Regions from separate parts of the Homo sapiens genome. Here regions 1, 2, 3 and 5 are each linked to region 4. Evidence: chromatin contacts called from ENCODE Hi-C or POLR2A ChIA-PET data. All regions are on one chromosome and are shown on one strand. Each heading gives the region's core, a stretch centred on a gene start or an enhancer-like site at or near the end of the contact. The rest is flanking DNA. Distances are from core to core; before and after follow the strand shown.

Evidence for each region. A loop is a pair of places that touch in the nucleus more often than their neighbours do. ChIA-PET counts read pairs that join two places held with the same protein, here RNA polymerase II (POLR2A). Pooled maps may share reads with other maps.
Region 1: a loop to region 4 is called in a pooled map, with 6 times the contacts of the local background. The contact joins the enhancer-like site here to the promoter of ZC3H6 in region 4. A Hi-C loop is called at or near these places in 1 of 37 single-sample maps with no recorded cell type and 7 of 50 pooled maps. POLR2A ChIA-PET finds 5 or more read pairs at or near these places in 2 of 52 experiments (SK-N-SH and activated CD4-positive, alpha-beta memory T cell).
Region 2: a map with no recorded cell type shows a loop between it and region 4 (9-fold over the local background). The contact joins the promoter of CKAP2L here to the promoter of ZC3H6 in region 4. A Hi-C loop is called at or near these places in 2 of 37 single-sample maps with no recorded cell type and 8 of 50 pooled maps.
Region 3: a pooled map shows a loop between it and region 4 (4-fold over the local background). The contact joins the enhancer-like site here to the promoter of ZC3H6 in region 4. A Hi-C loop is called at or near these places in 1 of 168 maps with a recorded cell type or tissue (naive thymus-derived CD4-positive, alpha-beta T cell) and 6 of 50 pooled maps. POLR2A ChIA-PET finds 5 or more read pairs at or near these places in 1 of 52 experiments (OCI-LY7).
Region 5: a map of PC-9 shows a loop between it and region 4 (5-fold over the local background). The contact joins the promoter of NT5DC4 here to the promoter of ZC3H6 in region 4. A Hi-C loop is called at or near these places in 2 of 168 maps with a recorded cell type or tissue (HepG2 and PC-9), 2 of 37 single-sample maps with no recorded cell type and 4 of 50 pooled maps. POLR2A ChIA-PET finds 5 or more read pairs at or near these places in 2 of 52 experiments (GM12878 and activated T-cell).

The regions. Positions count from the first base shown.
Region 1 is chr2:112,691,150-112,693,879 of GRCh38, reverse strand. No RefSeq gene overlaps it. Among named protein-coding and RNA genes, the nearest start is that of NT5DC4, 29 kb to the left of the region's middle. RefSeq lists enhancers at 990-1,229, 648-1,847 and a silencer at 2,580-2,730. Within about 2 kb of position 1,304, at least 16 of the 41 ENCODE cell types and tissues checked have a DNase peak (open chromatin) inside an H3K27ac peak, as active enhancers do.
Region 2 is chr2:112,763,089-112,765,953 of GRCh38, reverse strand. It overlaps CKAP2L (cytoskeleton associated protein 2 like), which reads left to right and starts at 1,345. Exons shown (of 9, transcript NM_152515.5): 1 at 1,345-1,392. The coding sequence starts at 1,356. RefSeq lists a silencer at 966-1,125 and an enhancer at 1,576-1,715.
Region 3 is chr2:112,623,013-112,625,874 of GRCh38, reverse strand. No RefSeq gene overlaps it. Among named protein-coding and RNA genes, the nearest start is that of SLC20A1-DT, 20 kb to the left of the region's middle. RefSeq lists an enhancer at 1,256-1,395. Within about 2 kb of position 1,339, at least 10 of the 41 ENCODE cell types and tissues checked have a DNase peak (open chromatin) inside an H3K27ac peak, as active enhancers do.
Region 4 is chr2:112,274,347-112,277,052 of GRCh38, reverse strand. ZC3H6 (zinc finger CCCH-type containing 6) reads right to left here and starts at 1,456. Exons shown (of 12, transcript NM_198581.3): 1 at 1,027-1,456. The coding sequence starts at 1,058. RefSeq lists a silencer at 687-1,166 and enhancers at 1,357-1,566, 1,182-1,754.
Region 5 is chr2:112,719,607-112,722,306 of GRCh38, reverse strand. NT5DC4 (5'-nucleotidase domain containing 4) reads right to left here and starts at 1,287. Exons shown (of 17, transcript NM_001393655.1): 1 at 1,154-1,287; 2 at 416-489; 3 at 204-321; 4 at 29-124. The coding sequence starts at 1,227.

The DNA of each region.
Region 1 (2,730 bases), core at 55-2,554, 420 kb before region 4:
CAGCAACGGGCACCTCTGCGCCTGCTCCGCTTTCCTGCCTCGTTTCCATGAAGACATGGCTGGGGGCTTTGGGGACAGGGAGGTGTGTGTAAGGGGTGCCTGGGAAGCGCAGGGCGGAGCAGGAATGCTGGCACTCCACTCCTTTCCTGCCCCTCCAGCCTCACTTCCGGGTCATTCCTTCCCTCGCCCACTTTGACCCATTCTCCAGACAGCAGGAGAGACCTGATGTGGATGAGAGAATTGGTGTTTAGAAAAATCAAACACCTTGCTTAAGGTGGCTCAGTAGTAAATTGGAAACCGGGCCTCAAATTCAGATTTTCTGATTTGTTTTTCTTCTTCTGGAGCCAGCAGGCCGGTGTCTCATCCTCTTACTGCTTGGTCTTTGCTGGGTCTGAGTTATGAACAAATCCAAATGATAGTGCCTGGATTTTAATGGGGTCACAATTTAAATATTTTCATCTTCTCAAGGGATCTAAAGATCCTATATTAACCCAGGCTGGTAAAATAGCTAGTGCTAAGTAGGGAGAACTTTCTGGAACTCTCAAATTGCAGCATCTTGGTGTTCAGTAGCTGAACCATCAAGCCCAGGTCCATGCACTCATTCCCTTCCTTAGCGCCCCTGCCCACTCTGCCAGTGACTCATCCTCCCACACCTTCCCTCTTCTCTCCTGTGCCCATTTGCTCCCCAACCAGCTTTGCCACACCAGGGCTCTCCTGCCTGCCCTCAGGGTGACAAGAGGCAGAAGTCACAGGACTGGGGAGAAACTGACCCCAATTACTGAGGATGAAATGGTTCCAGCATCTCAGTGAGGCATCTCATTGAGGTGAGACAGGGCTTTGGAGGGACAATGAAGGTGTACTTGGGTTGGGGGATGCAGAGCTTTAGCTGGCTCTGGTTGCAGCTCCCAGGTGGGCATGGAAGTGAGGGAGGTATGGGATGGGTCAAGGGGGTCTCTACCTAACAGGAAGCCAGAATGGTGGAGGGGCTGGGAGGACAGCACAGGAGGAGTACAGACCACACTGGACCAAGGCAGGAGAAGCTGGGCAGATATGGGCCCTGAGGAGTAGGGAGGGAGTTGCTGTTGTTACAGTTGCCGCCTGGCTGCAGAAGCCAGAGGTCAAGTTCAGGCATGCTGGTTTCTAGGGAGATGAGCTCATGAGCTCTGATGCTCACTCCGCAGGAACCTCCAGCATGAGTCAGCATCAGCTAGGTTTCTCTGGTTCTAGCCTCACTCCTCGCAGCAGTCAAAGTCCAGGAGAGAGGATGTGGTTGGCCCAGATAGAGTCACACGCCCTGGCAATCTGGCGGGTGAGGGATGCTTCCCCTGAGGAGGCACCTGACCTGGACAGGTGACTCCCTGGAAGGAGGTGGGGCTGCTGCATCTGGGAAAAGGAGTAAATGCTGAGAGGTAAGATGACTAAAAATCATTCCAGTCCGATAGTGAAAGGACTGGCCTTTGAATCCATCCCTAAACTTGAGGATTTGATTTGCTCAGTGGCTTTAAAAATATCTAAAAGATATTGTGTCAAATTGCCAAACAACTCCCAGGCACTTCCTCTGCCTTAGCCATTTCTGGGGCTTTCATCAAGTCTATAGCTCCAGGTAATGGTCCAGCTGCTGATCCTTGTGGAATGAGACATGCGAAGCTCTGTGTATGAGTTACTGTTTGGGTTGTGACATTTCTCACTGCAGATTTCCTGCCAAGCCTCACTCCCAGGTTCTACATCCACCCACGAGGCATATAGAGACTTCTCTGGAAGCAGGCGCTGGGAGGCCCATCCAGCCCACTGTGACTTCACACCCAGGAGTGTTAAAAACTAGAATTCTCCTCCAGCTGGGCTAAGCAACATCCCTACTTAACACAGACGAGTAATACACATGCACCAGGGTGCAGTACTGTTTCAGTTACTAAAGGCTCCCAACAACCTAATGGCCATCAGGGGAAGATGTACTAAATAAATCATGGTGAGCCATCTAGCATGCTTCCAGGAAAAAAAAAAAAAAAAGAAGAAATCATGGTTCATTCACTGTTCAGCCATCTAACATAATAAGGCAGCACTCTGTATGAAAATGGAGTGATCCCTTATCTGTGCTGTTCAAAGTAAGGTGCCAAACATTGGGCAGACTACGACATCCCTTGTGTAAAAACTGCACACATATTTTAGGCCTGCTCATATGTATATGAGCACACATATAAAGCCGAAGTGTTCAGTTTCCCCACCACCCTCTAAGGAATCAGGGAACTCCACAAGGCAGTAGAAAAAGCAGACGGTAGGATGGAGAGTCAAGGAGAGAGGGGACCTAAGAGAAAGAGAGAGGAAGACACTTGGGGGTCAGAGAAAAAACAGTTTTTTTAGGAAGCTTTGTAGGGTGGTATTGTAGAAGGCAATTTTCATTCTTTCGAGCCACCCAGCGTCTGATCCTCTGTCTGTTAAAGGAACCCCGTCTTCAGAAGGCAGAATTCCCTTCACAGCAGAAGCTGAAAATGCCAGAGACTCATGTCCTCAGTTTTCCTTGCAGGGAGGGTTGGGACTCGTGACTCCACCAATCAAATGTACTCACCCTGTGTCTGAATCAGAAATTAGTCACATGAGCCTGGGCAACATGGTGAGAAACCGTCTCCACAGTAAAATACAAAAATTAGCTGGGCGTGGTGGTGCGTGCCTGTGGTCCCAGCTACTTGGGAGGCTGAGGTGGGAGGATTGCCTGAGCCTGGGAGGTTGAGGCTA
Region 2 (2,865 bases), core at 96-2,595, 490 kb before region 4:
CAGGACAAACTTCAAAAGAAAAAAAATTTAGGATTAAAACAAGGGGAATGAAGTGTGTCTAGGGATTCAGGACAACGAGGCCTGCGATCTCCTAGTAACTAGGAGAAACTAGGCCTGCGTTTCTCCGTTAGCCTTATGGCCTTATAGTCAGCTGATCAGGTGAAATCGAAAATATACCTTGAACAAGAGATCACCGTGAGAGGAGTAAGGCAGTTTCTCAAAAAATTAAAAATAGAATTGCCGTTTGATCCAACAATACCACTTCGTGGTATATACCCAAAAGAATGAAAAGGAGAGTCTCAAAGAGTTATTTGTGCATTCATGTTCATATTATTATTCACAATAGCCAAAAAGTGGAAGCAACTCAAGTGTCCGGAGAGGGATGGACCAAGAAGCAAAATGTGGCATCTCCACACAACGAAATGCTATTCCCCCTTAAAAGGAAAGGAAATTCTGACACATGCTACACATGGATGAACCTTGAATACTTTATGCTAAGTGAAACAAGCCAGTCACAGAACAAATACTGCATGATTCTACTTATATGGCACCTACAGTTGTCAAATCCATAGAGACAGAAACTAGAATGGTGATTGCCTGGGGCTGGGGGAGGGAGGAGTGCGGAGTTAGTGACGGGTACAGGGTTTCATTTGGGAAGATGAAAAAGTTCTGGAAAGGACAGTAGTGGTGGCTGTGCCACAATGTGAGGGTACTTAATACCACTAAACTGCACATTTTTGAAAAATTTAACACTTTAAAATGGTTAAAATGGTATATGTGATGTTATGCATATTTTACCACAATTAAACGAGCCACCCTGCAGTACTAAGAACTAGGAGCCTTTAGATGCATAAGACCCATATGTCCTCTTTATAATATTATTTTTTCACAGCTCCTGTGAGTCTGAGACTTTGAAAGGACAGAATCAGGTAGCGGCCCCAGCATCCTGGGAGGACCGCCCTGTCTCTCCGCCCAGGGACTCCCGGCGCGCCAACCCCAGCTGGATTCAGCGTAACCGCCCCCCAACCACCAGCCCGGCTGAGGCCCCCACGGAGGGTCCCACGCCCACTCGGAGGCGCACTCACAGGCGCACTCAGAGGCGGGCGGCGCCGCGCCCCGAGGAAGCCGCCCTCAATGCCGAGGTGCGCTGCACGTTCTTCCAATCAAAGGGCCCCAAGGTCGGGTTCTCAAGGCCAGAGCCAACCGCAAAGAGCCTATTGCCTGTTGTCCCGCCCTCCCGTGCTGACGACTAGCGAGTTTCAAACCCGCAGGAGCCAATGAGGACGCGTGGACGCGCGGCACGCCGGTCCTGGCTACAGGCGCGGCGTTTGAAGAAAAACTGTCACTGAAGAGTCATGGTGGGGCCCGGGCCTACCGCTGCTGCCGCTGTCGGTGAGTACGACCGCTGTTCCCGTTATTCTCAGGCGTTGGAACACGGCCGGGGAAGTAGGAGGCCACCGAGTGAGTTCGTCCCGCGGGAGGTGCCCGTCCGCTCGCCTGCCTAAGTTTCCCCTGGGCGTTTTCCATCCCGGGAGCGCAGACGGGACCCCCAGGTAGACGTCTGGGTCCTGGGCGGGGGAGGCTGTGCGCAGGCCCAGATACCTCACGGGCGTATTTCCAGAAAGCCCTGCAGCAGCCTTGCAAAGAGATGTCATTGTCACCACGTTCCGGATAAAGAAACTGAGGCCCCTTGCTCGGGTTTTCACCAGCAGTGGGAAGCTGCGCGCTGTTTTGATCCACATTTGGCTCCAGGCAGAGCCGGGCGTGGTCCTCTGTGCCAGGAGGCGGGGTCTGGCCGAAGCCCGGGTCTCCTGCCTCTGGCGGGGCTCTCACTCCACACCTCTCAGCCTGCGGTGGTTAGAAGTTGATTGGTTAAATCTGCACCCAGGGCTAAGGCTTCTGCGTTCCCTAATCTCTTAGATGTGCTTGGAGCCCTTTCCTACCTTTCAAAATACTCCTGCTCAGATGCCACTTTCTCCAAGATACGCACCGTTGTTTTGTTTCATCCATTATTCCTGTTGATGCCTACGAGGTCCTAGGCACTTTACATAACAAGCTTTAAAGATGGCATTTCTGTCCGCCTTATAGGCTTAGCAGCAGCAAAGTTTGCTAATTTGCTAGAAGTCACGGAGGTGGGACTCCAACCCCCTATGTCAGCCCCTACGCTCTACATTGCCCGCCAAGCTGTCTCTAAGGATAGATACATGAGCATCAGAGAGCAAAACAGGGCAACTCCGTTCAGATGAGGTTAAGAGTCGTTTGGCACCCCTGTCGTCTTTTTGTCTTCCTTCACATCATTATTTACTTTTAACCTTTTCTAGCCACCTACTCCCCTCATTTATGCCCTACCTCTGAACTCCCATACTTCTTTTCGTCTCTTATGGCCCTTAGATTTTACCTTATACTGTAATTGTTGCTGTGTTGATTTTATCTCCACTACTAGTTTGAAAGTTCTTGAAGGCAGAAATTATTGACTTGTCATCCCCTCACAAATGGCTTGCGTAGAAAGTCACCATAGTATAGGTGTCTGCCGTGAGCAGACCGGGCGTATTTTATCCTTAGTACCAACAAAGGAAGCCATATAAGGGTTTGTGGGTAAAAATCATCATCCCTGTAAAAAAACAAAAGACGTAAGACCAGGCCTGGCTCACCAGCTCAGGTGGGCCAGTAACAGAAATTCTTCAAAACAGACTGTTGTAGCTGAGAACAGTGGCTGTGAGCTCCAGGGTTAGAAAAGCCTGTTTTCAAGTCCTGGAATTGCCACATATTAGCTGGGTAACTTTGGGCATGACATTTACTCTCTCTGAATTTCAGATTGCAAAAACTCATTGGATTGTTTTGTGGATTGAAAGCAATAATGTAAAT
Region 3 (2,862 bases), core at 90-2,589, 350 kb before region 4:
TTCTCTCATCATTTCCTTCTGCCTTCCCTTTGAACACCTGGATTCTTGTTCCACCTTGAGCTCACTGGACTTAGAGATATTCTCTCCTTCCTGAGGCAGCCACAGGGTGTTTCTAGCCCACTTCACTATTAACTGTTGTTACTTGACACATGGGCACGTGTCCATGGGGTGGGGTGGGCAGCAGGAAGGGCTGGGAACTTCTGGTTTCTAGGAGGGAACTCTGGGGCCCCCCTAGGGTTGTCCTGGGATAGGACCAGGCCCAGTTTGGGGCTGGGGTAGGGCTGCATGAGACTGAGCTGAATGCCCCATCAAAGATGAACGTTTCTTCAAGCATATTTCAGGCGTTCTCACTTAGCTCTACACAATGATCTCACCAGATTTGGGGAGGGGGAATGGGGCTCCCTCAGGTTTTTCCTATTATACCTATTTCTCTTCCAATTTATATTTCCTAATCAACAATAGAGATCTGTTTTTGATTAGCTAGATGAGATACATAGGAAAAATTCGGCTGGGCGCTGTGGCTCACACCTGTAATCCCAGCACTTTGGGAGGCTGAGTCGGGTGGATCACAAGGTCAAGAGTTCAAGACCAGCCTGGCCAACATGGCCAACATGGTGAAACCCTCCCCCACTCCCGCCCTGTCCCTACTAAAAATACAAAAATGAGCCGGGCATGGTGATGCATGCCTGTAATCTCAGCTACTCGGGAGGCTGAGACAGGAGAATTGCTTGAACCCCGGAGGCAGAGGTTGCAGTGAGCCAAGATTGCGCCAGTGCACTCCAGCCTGGGTGACACAGCAAGACTCCATCTCAAAAAAAAAAAAAAAAAAAGGAAAAATTCAAAGAGCTATAGAGTCAGTAAAAAGTTTTAGTTGCCCCACCCATTCCTCCATTTCCCTTGCCCAGAGACAGTCTGCTGCCATTTTCTTGTGGATCCTTCTAGAAACAGTATCATGAACATAGTTATATGTATATAGGCATGCATTCAGTCAGTATTTGAACACCTGCTATGATTCAGTTACTGTTCTTCTATAAAACATATAAAAATCCTTGTTCTAGAGAACCTATATTCTAACAGGAGGCAAGGAGTCAGAGAATAAATGAGGTAAATCAAATATATGACATGTTAGATGTTGATACATGCAATGGAAAAAACTTACACAGGGTAGGTGAGTTGGGGTGTGGTCCCGAGTGCCTTTCCCCTGGGCTGCCTCTCCTCACCCTGAGAAACCTGGGGCCACACAGCTGGTGCAGCTCTCAATTCTGGTTTCTCACACGCAGGAACCCCACCCTGCCCTGGTGAGTCACGCCTTCACTTGGCTTCCTGATGTTGGAGGGCAGGCCTCCCTTACTGCCTCAAGGCTGTTCATCATCTTCAGCTTATATCCTGGGTCAACGTTGATGACTACTTTGCTGGCTTTAATTAAGTGGTCTATGGGCCAGGAGAATAAGGATCAACATCATCTGGGGACTTGTCAGAAATGCAAATTCTCAGGCCCCACCCCAATACTACTGGATCAGAAACTCTAGGTTGGGGTCCAGCAATCTGCGTGGTTTTTGTTTTAGTTGATGTTATTGTTTTAGAGACAGGGTCTTGCTAGGCCGCCCAGGCTGGAGTGCAGTGGCTATTCACAGGCACAATCATAGCATGCTGTAGCCTCAAACTCCAGGGCTCAAAAGATCCTTCTGCCTCAGCCTCCCAAGTAGCTAGGACTACAGGCGCACCCTACTGCGCCCAGCTGAGCAATCTGTGTTTTAAAAAGCCTTCCGGATAGCTCTGATGCATGATAAAGCTTTTATGAACCTCTGCTCTGCGGAAATGCCTTACCATCTCACATGCCTACCAGCTATGGTCATAAGCACACATTTTATATAATCGTACCAAGTTTTGAAAAATCTTTTCCAAGTTAAATCCTAGACAGGTGTACAAATTATATGTTAAGAAGTAACAGATAAATCTTACAGCCCAATTATTTGAAAATAAGAATCAAGTCATTTGAGTCTGGGCCTTCGAAATTTGACATGTAAGAATATTCATAGAAAATTGACTTAGTCCTAAATTCTTATCCCTAAATCCTGTTTTGTTTTGTTTTTTAATTTTTTTTTAAATTTTTTTTGGTTTTTTTTTTTTGAGTCAGAGTCTCGCTCTGTCGCCCAGGCTGGAGTGCAATGGCACAATCTCAGCTCACTGCAACCTCTGCCTCCCGGGTTCAAGCAATTCTCCTCGCACCTCAGCCTTTTGAGTAGCTGGGATTACAGGCGCCCGCCATCATGCCCGGCTAATTTTTGCATTTTTAGTAGAGATAGAGTTTCACCATATTGGCCAGGCTGGTCTCGAACTCCTGACCTCATGATCTGCCCACCTAGGCCTCCCCAAGTGCTGGGATTACAGGTGTGAACCACTGCACCCAGCCCCAAATCCTGTTATCTAAAAGATGACAAAATTTGAGCCTAGGCAACATATCAAGACCCCATCTCTACAAATTTTTTTTAAGAAATAGCCAGGTGGCTGGGCGTGGTGCCTCACCCTGTAATCCCAGTACTTTGGGAGGCAAAGGTGGGTGGATTACGAGGTCAGGAGTTCAAGACCAGCCTGACCAATATACTAAAAATACAAAAATTAGCTGAGCATGGTGGCACACGCCTGTAGTCCCAGCTGCTTGGGAGGTTGAGGCAGGAGAATCACTTGGACCTGGGAAGTGGAGGTTGCAGTGAGCCGAGATCAAGCCACCGCACTCCAGCCTGGGTGACAGAGCGAGACTCCGTCTCAAAAAAAAAAAAAAAAAAAAGAAAAGAAAAGAGAAAAGAAATAGTAAGGCATGGTGGTGCATGCTTATAGTCCCAGCTACTCAGAAAGCTGAGG
Region 4 (2,706 bases), core at 207-2,706:
CGTGTTTAGGATGCTTTACCAAGCCGATCACATTACTACAGATAAAACTTCAGCAATGTATATAGTCTATAGTAAAACGTATATTTTTTCTTACTTCTATTCACAAAGGAGTAATTGTGAGGTTCTAGATTTTCAAATTAATATTCTAAGTAAGAATCAGATGCAATGGATTTTGTTTCAGTAAGTTTAATGAATGAAAGCCCCCCTTTCGCATTATTAAAGATATATACGAATGAAAATTTGAATTATAACCAAAATTTAAGTATGCTACAGTATACTTTGTAAATGTCCCCAAACTCGAATGGAAACAAGAATGTGCCTCTTAAGGCACAGAGCAAAAAATAAAAAATCAGAATCTCAATATTCAAGTGATACACACCATCTAGAAAATTGGGCTAGCCGGAATAATCCATGGAGTTTTTACGTTAGGGTAAAACTGTGCTAAACTAAGTTTCTGCAAAGCCTAAGTATTTTGTGTTAACATATTAAACTTGAAACTTGCCATCTCAAATTCCAAGGGATAAGACTGTATACAACAGATGGCCTTTTGGTGCTGCTTAAAACTTCCCTGAAAACCAAATGTTTATTTTTTTAGAGGTGTTCTCGGTTCTCGGGAAGCAGTCAAATATCAAAACACCCATTCCTGAAAATTCCTGGCTGGTCCTATCTGGCCGGGAGCACCGACACCTGGACGGGCAGAAGCAGGACCTCAGCACCGAGCCGGGACGCTGAGAGCCGCCCGGCGCACACGGAGCCCGCCCGGGGGGCGGGGGGCTCGCACGTGCCCGGCCGGGGGCGGGGCCGGCGCTGGCGAGCAGCGACCCCGGCTCGGGGAGGCGGGCGCGGCCGGGCCGACCTCCCCCGCGGCCGCGATCCAGCAGTTTACATAAGAGTGCGCGTCATGGAACTGACGGAGCCACACAGAGACGTCTAGGTCATGCAGGAGGCGCCCGGCCCCGGCCCGCTCCCGCCGCCCCAGACCCCTCCTCTCATCCGACAGAAAGACAGACAAGAAGGGTTCCCGACCTGTCGTGCCCTGCATGTTCAGAGTCTGTCATGTTTGGTCAAGAACGGGGCGGGGCTGGAGGGCAGGTCTGCGAGGCCGGCGGCGGCGGGGCGCGGGGAAGACCCCCCGCGCCGCCTGCGGGAACCTGCTCCCGGCCGCCGCCGACAGGTGACGAAGTGGTAAAAACTCACGGTTACTAGTGAGCGACACAGACACAGACTTTCCAGTCTATTAACAACCACGCCAGAGAGATGGGGCTCTAACTGCAAACACTGGGCAACGGCCCCGCGCTGCCGGCGCTGCCGCTCTAGTCTCTATTCGCCGCCGGTGGCTGTGGCGTGGGAGCGGGCGGGCGGCGTGCAGCGACGCGGGGATTTGGACAGTGGCCGTAACGGTGATTTCTCCTCACCAACATGGCGGCACCCGAAACAGGCGGCTCGAGAAAATGGCGCCGGCCGCAACACCTTGCCCGGGACTAAAGGGCAAGAGAGATTCCTCCGCGAGCCGCGGCCCTTGCCCAGCCCGCCGGGGCCGAGCGCGTTGACCATTGGAGGAGAGTGCCCGTCAATCACCTGCAGGGGCGGGTCTTCGCCCTTCTCTGTGCAGCGGCGGAGGCGGCAGCCTAGTGGCGGGGCCGGGCGGCGAGAGACGCGGCCGGATGGCTCCTCGAGTGTCTGCAGGAGGGGGAGGCAGCCCACGGGACCTACGAGGGCCACCAGCGCTTCTGCTCCCGGCGCAGTACGGGCCGCGGTTTTTCCTGCGAGACGCCCGCCGCCCGAGGAGTTCCAGACGCACCAAGCAAACGGGCCCCAAAACCGTTAGCCGAGGCGGGCAGGGGTGGGATAACAAAGAACAAGGCGGCTGTAGAGTCCTTAAATTTTTTTGTGAAAACCTTTGTTCTTGTAATAATAGGGAAATGCAGTTTCTCCTTCACAGTTGTAGCAAGTATCTGTTTTTGTAACGTTTAGTGTTCAGAATCATGTTTTAAGGAAAATAGCTTGCCATGCAGTTTTTTCTTGTATTTGCTGTTAAATTTACCCAATTATTACTTAAATAGGAATAGCTATTGAAATAATTATATAAACGTTACTTTATTTCGTAATAATATTAACATGTAAAATGTATGCGAGTATTTTATAAATACTATTAGGCATGCCTTTTTTTTTTTTTTTTTTTTTTTTTTTTTTTTTTTTTTCTGAGATGGAGTCTCCTCTGTCGCCCAGGCTGGAGTGCAGTGTCGCGCTCTCGGCTCACTGCAACCTCTGCCTCCTGGGTTCAAGCAATTTTCCTGCCTCAGCCTCCCGAGTAGCTGGGACTGCAGGCACGCGCCACCACGCCTGGCTAATTTTTGTATTTTTAGTAGAGATGGGGTTTCCCCATTTTGGCCAGGCTGGTCTCGAACTCCTGACTTCAGGTGATCCGCCCTCCTGGGTCTCCCAAAGTGCTGGGGTTACAGCCGTGAGCCACCGCGCCCGACCATGCATGAGTTTTTTATACTTATGAAGTGACCTTAAAAAATTTTTAAATGACAAGTCAGTGTTTTGGCCTATTTAATATATTAGTCCTGAAGGAAAGTTCCTTGCTTTTTACTAAAATGATAGACTCAATGATTAATCCAAATATCTGACTTAATTTGTCTTTCCTTAATAATACATTTTACTAATACATAAATGGAATGCATTCAAAAACAATTGCAATGA
Region 5 (2,700 bases), core at 38-2,537, 450 kb before region 4:
CCACTCTCCCGGCACCTTTGTCCCTTACTCCGAGAGGAAGGTGAAGCCATAGGCACCCAGCAGCACATTCCCGTGGGCGTCCACCTTCAGCAGGTTCCCATAGAGTTCATCGAACACCAGCCGCCTGCAGACGGGGGGTCGGGGGGCACTGTGGGTGGGGGTACCAAGGCCGGGTGGCCTCCCACCTGTCCTGAGCCACACACCTGGTGGGGAAGGTGGGGTCGTAGGTGTAGCGCAGGATCTCATGCGGGTACCCAATGCACACCAGGCGCTCCAGCAGCAGCTCGAAGGTCAGGGCCTCATAAGCTGGGGACTTGTAGGCTGCAGAGGCCCGGACAGAATCAGGGCTTTGGTGCCCAGCTGCCCACCCCTGCTCCCTCCAGCTCCCAATACGCTGTGTTCCAGCCCTCTCTACCAGCCAGAGTGTAGTCCATGTCGAAGCCAAAGCAACGAATCTTCCCCAGCGCCAGGCTGCGGTTGACAAAAATCCTGGGGAGAGAGAGGAGGATGTTGGCATCAGTCCACCAGCCCCCCAGAATCCAAGGCCCAAGGACAGAGGGGGTGGAAACCCCGCAGAGGAGGGCAGAGCACCCCCTGCAGCTGCAGAAAGCACAGGGGAAGCAGGTCAGGCCAAGCCAGGGCCCTGCCTGGACCCATGTGTGTCTGAAGGCAAGTGTGAGTGTGCATGTAAGCATGTGTGAGCATGTGTGCAAGCGTGCATCTGAGTGTGTGCGGGCAATCAGCCGCTTGCTGTCCCACCATGCAGGCATGTTATAGGCATCCAACCCTGTAAGAAAGTAGGTGCAGTTGTTGGTGTGAGGGTTGTCACCTTCTGAAATGGGACCCCAGTGTCCAAATTCAGAGATGATGTGTTTGTCACAATTGGATAGCACATGTCACTGTGTCCGTGGTGAAGGGGAGAGATCTTCGTGGAGGGAAGGAAGTGAAGAGGACCTCCCGCCGGAGTGTGTGTGGTCAGTTCCCTGATGGGTTGTTACAGCTATGGAAGTGCGTCCCTTGTGAGTGCAAGTGTACGTCTGCATTTTGGGAGTCCCCATAGCTGTGTATTTAAAGGAGCCCCTGTGTGCTGCTGTGGCGTGTGGGGTGTTTATGGGCTGAGACCCCTGGCCCCCACCCCAGGTGCCCATCTCACCGCTGGTGCCAGTCCTGCTTCGGGCCTTGAGGGGAGACCAGTCCCTCCGGCTCTCTCCAGTCTACACTGGCCATCGTCACCCAGAGTGAGGAGGAGGCAAGTGTCCCTTCCTCAGCCTCCTGCACACTATCAGTGGGGCCCAGCCACTCTCCTCTCCCTCAGAAGCTTCAGGCACCACTGACCCAGCTGGCCCCACCCTGTGCTCCCATCTCCCCCGAGCCCCTTTGAGGGAGGAGTCAGCCAGGACAGGCTCTGGTATCCCATCCTTTTCTCTAGAGCAAAAGCAGCAAGGATCTAGGAAGAGCAATTCATGTCCACTGCACCCTCCTCATTCCTAGGGCTTATGCATCCATGGACCTCAGCGGCCTGGAGAGTAGCGGAGAACCCAGAATGAGGCAAATGACGGGATACAAAGTCAGGAGGCTCCGTACTGTACTCATGATAAAAGAAATAACTCAGTACTCTTGCTTTATGCACAATTCTGACACATTTGGTTATCAAATTTCCCAGCTCAAGGCCATTTAGAGAAGACATTGCTAGAAGCATGCCAAGGGCTATAAGAATTGGGAAGATAACTGGGATCTCAGAATGGGGGGGTGGCAGAAAGTACAAAAGGAAGTGTCAAAAAGCAGAACCACTGGGGCCATTTAGTGTAGAGTTCTAAATACTCCCTGAGGGCCCATACCACTGGCTCCACAACCAAGCATGTGACTTCCATTTGGAGCGGTGACCTGGATCATCCAGAAAGACTTAACTGAAGTGCCAGGCCCTCTTTTAAAAAGAAAGACAAGGCTGGGCACAGTGGCTCACGCCTGTAATCCCAGCACTTTGGGAGGCCAAGGTGGGTGGATACGTGGTCAGGAGATCAAGACCAGCCTGGCCAAGATGGTGAAACCCTGTCTCTACTAAAAATACGAAGAAAAAAAAAATTGCCCTCTTGGGAGCCTGAGGCAGGAGAAAAAAAAAATTAGCCTCTTGGCAGCTTCTCGGGAGGCTGAGGCAGGAGAATTGCTTGAACCCAGGGGTTGGAGGTTGCAATGAGCCGAGATTGCTGCACTCCAGGCTGGGCAACAGAGTGAGATCCTGTCAATAAAAAGGGAAAGAAAAAGGAAGAAAGAAGGAAGGAAGGAAGGAAGGAAGGGAAAAGAAAAGAAAAGAAAAGAAAAAGAAAGAAAGAAAGAAAGAAAGAAAGAAAGAAAGAAAGAAAGAAAGAAAGAAAGAAAGAAAGAGAAAGAAAGAAAGAAAGAAAAAGAAAGAAAGAAAGGAAAGAAAGAAAGAGAAAGAAAGGAGGGAGGGAGGGAGGGAGGGAGGGAAGGAAGGAAGGAAGGGAAAGGAAAGGAAATGAAGAAAAGGAAAGGAAGAAAGAAAAGGGCCTGGCGCAGTGGCTCACACCTGTAATCCCAGCACTTTGGGAGGCCAAGGCGGGCAGATCACTAGGTCGGGAGTTTGAGACAAGCCTGGCCAGCACGGTGAAACCCCATCTCTACTAACAATACCAAGATTAACCAGGCATGGTTGCGCATGCCTGTAATCCCAGCTACTCAGGA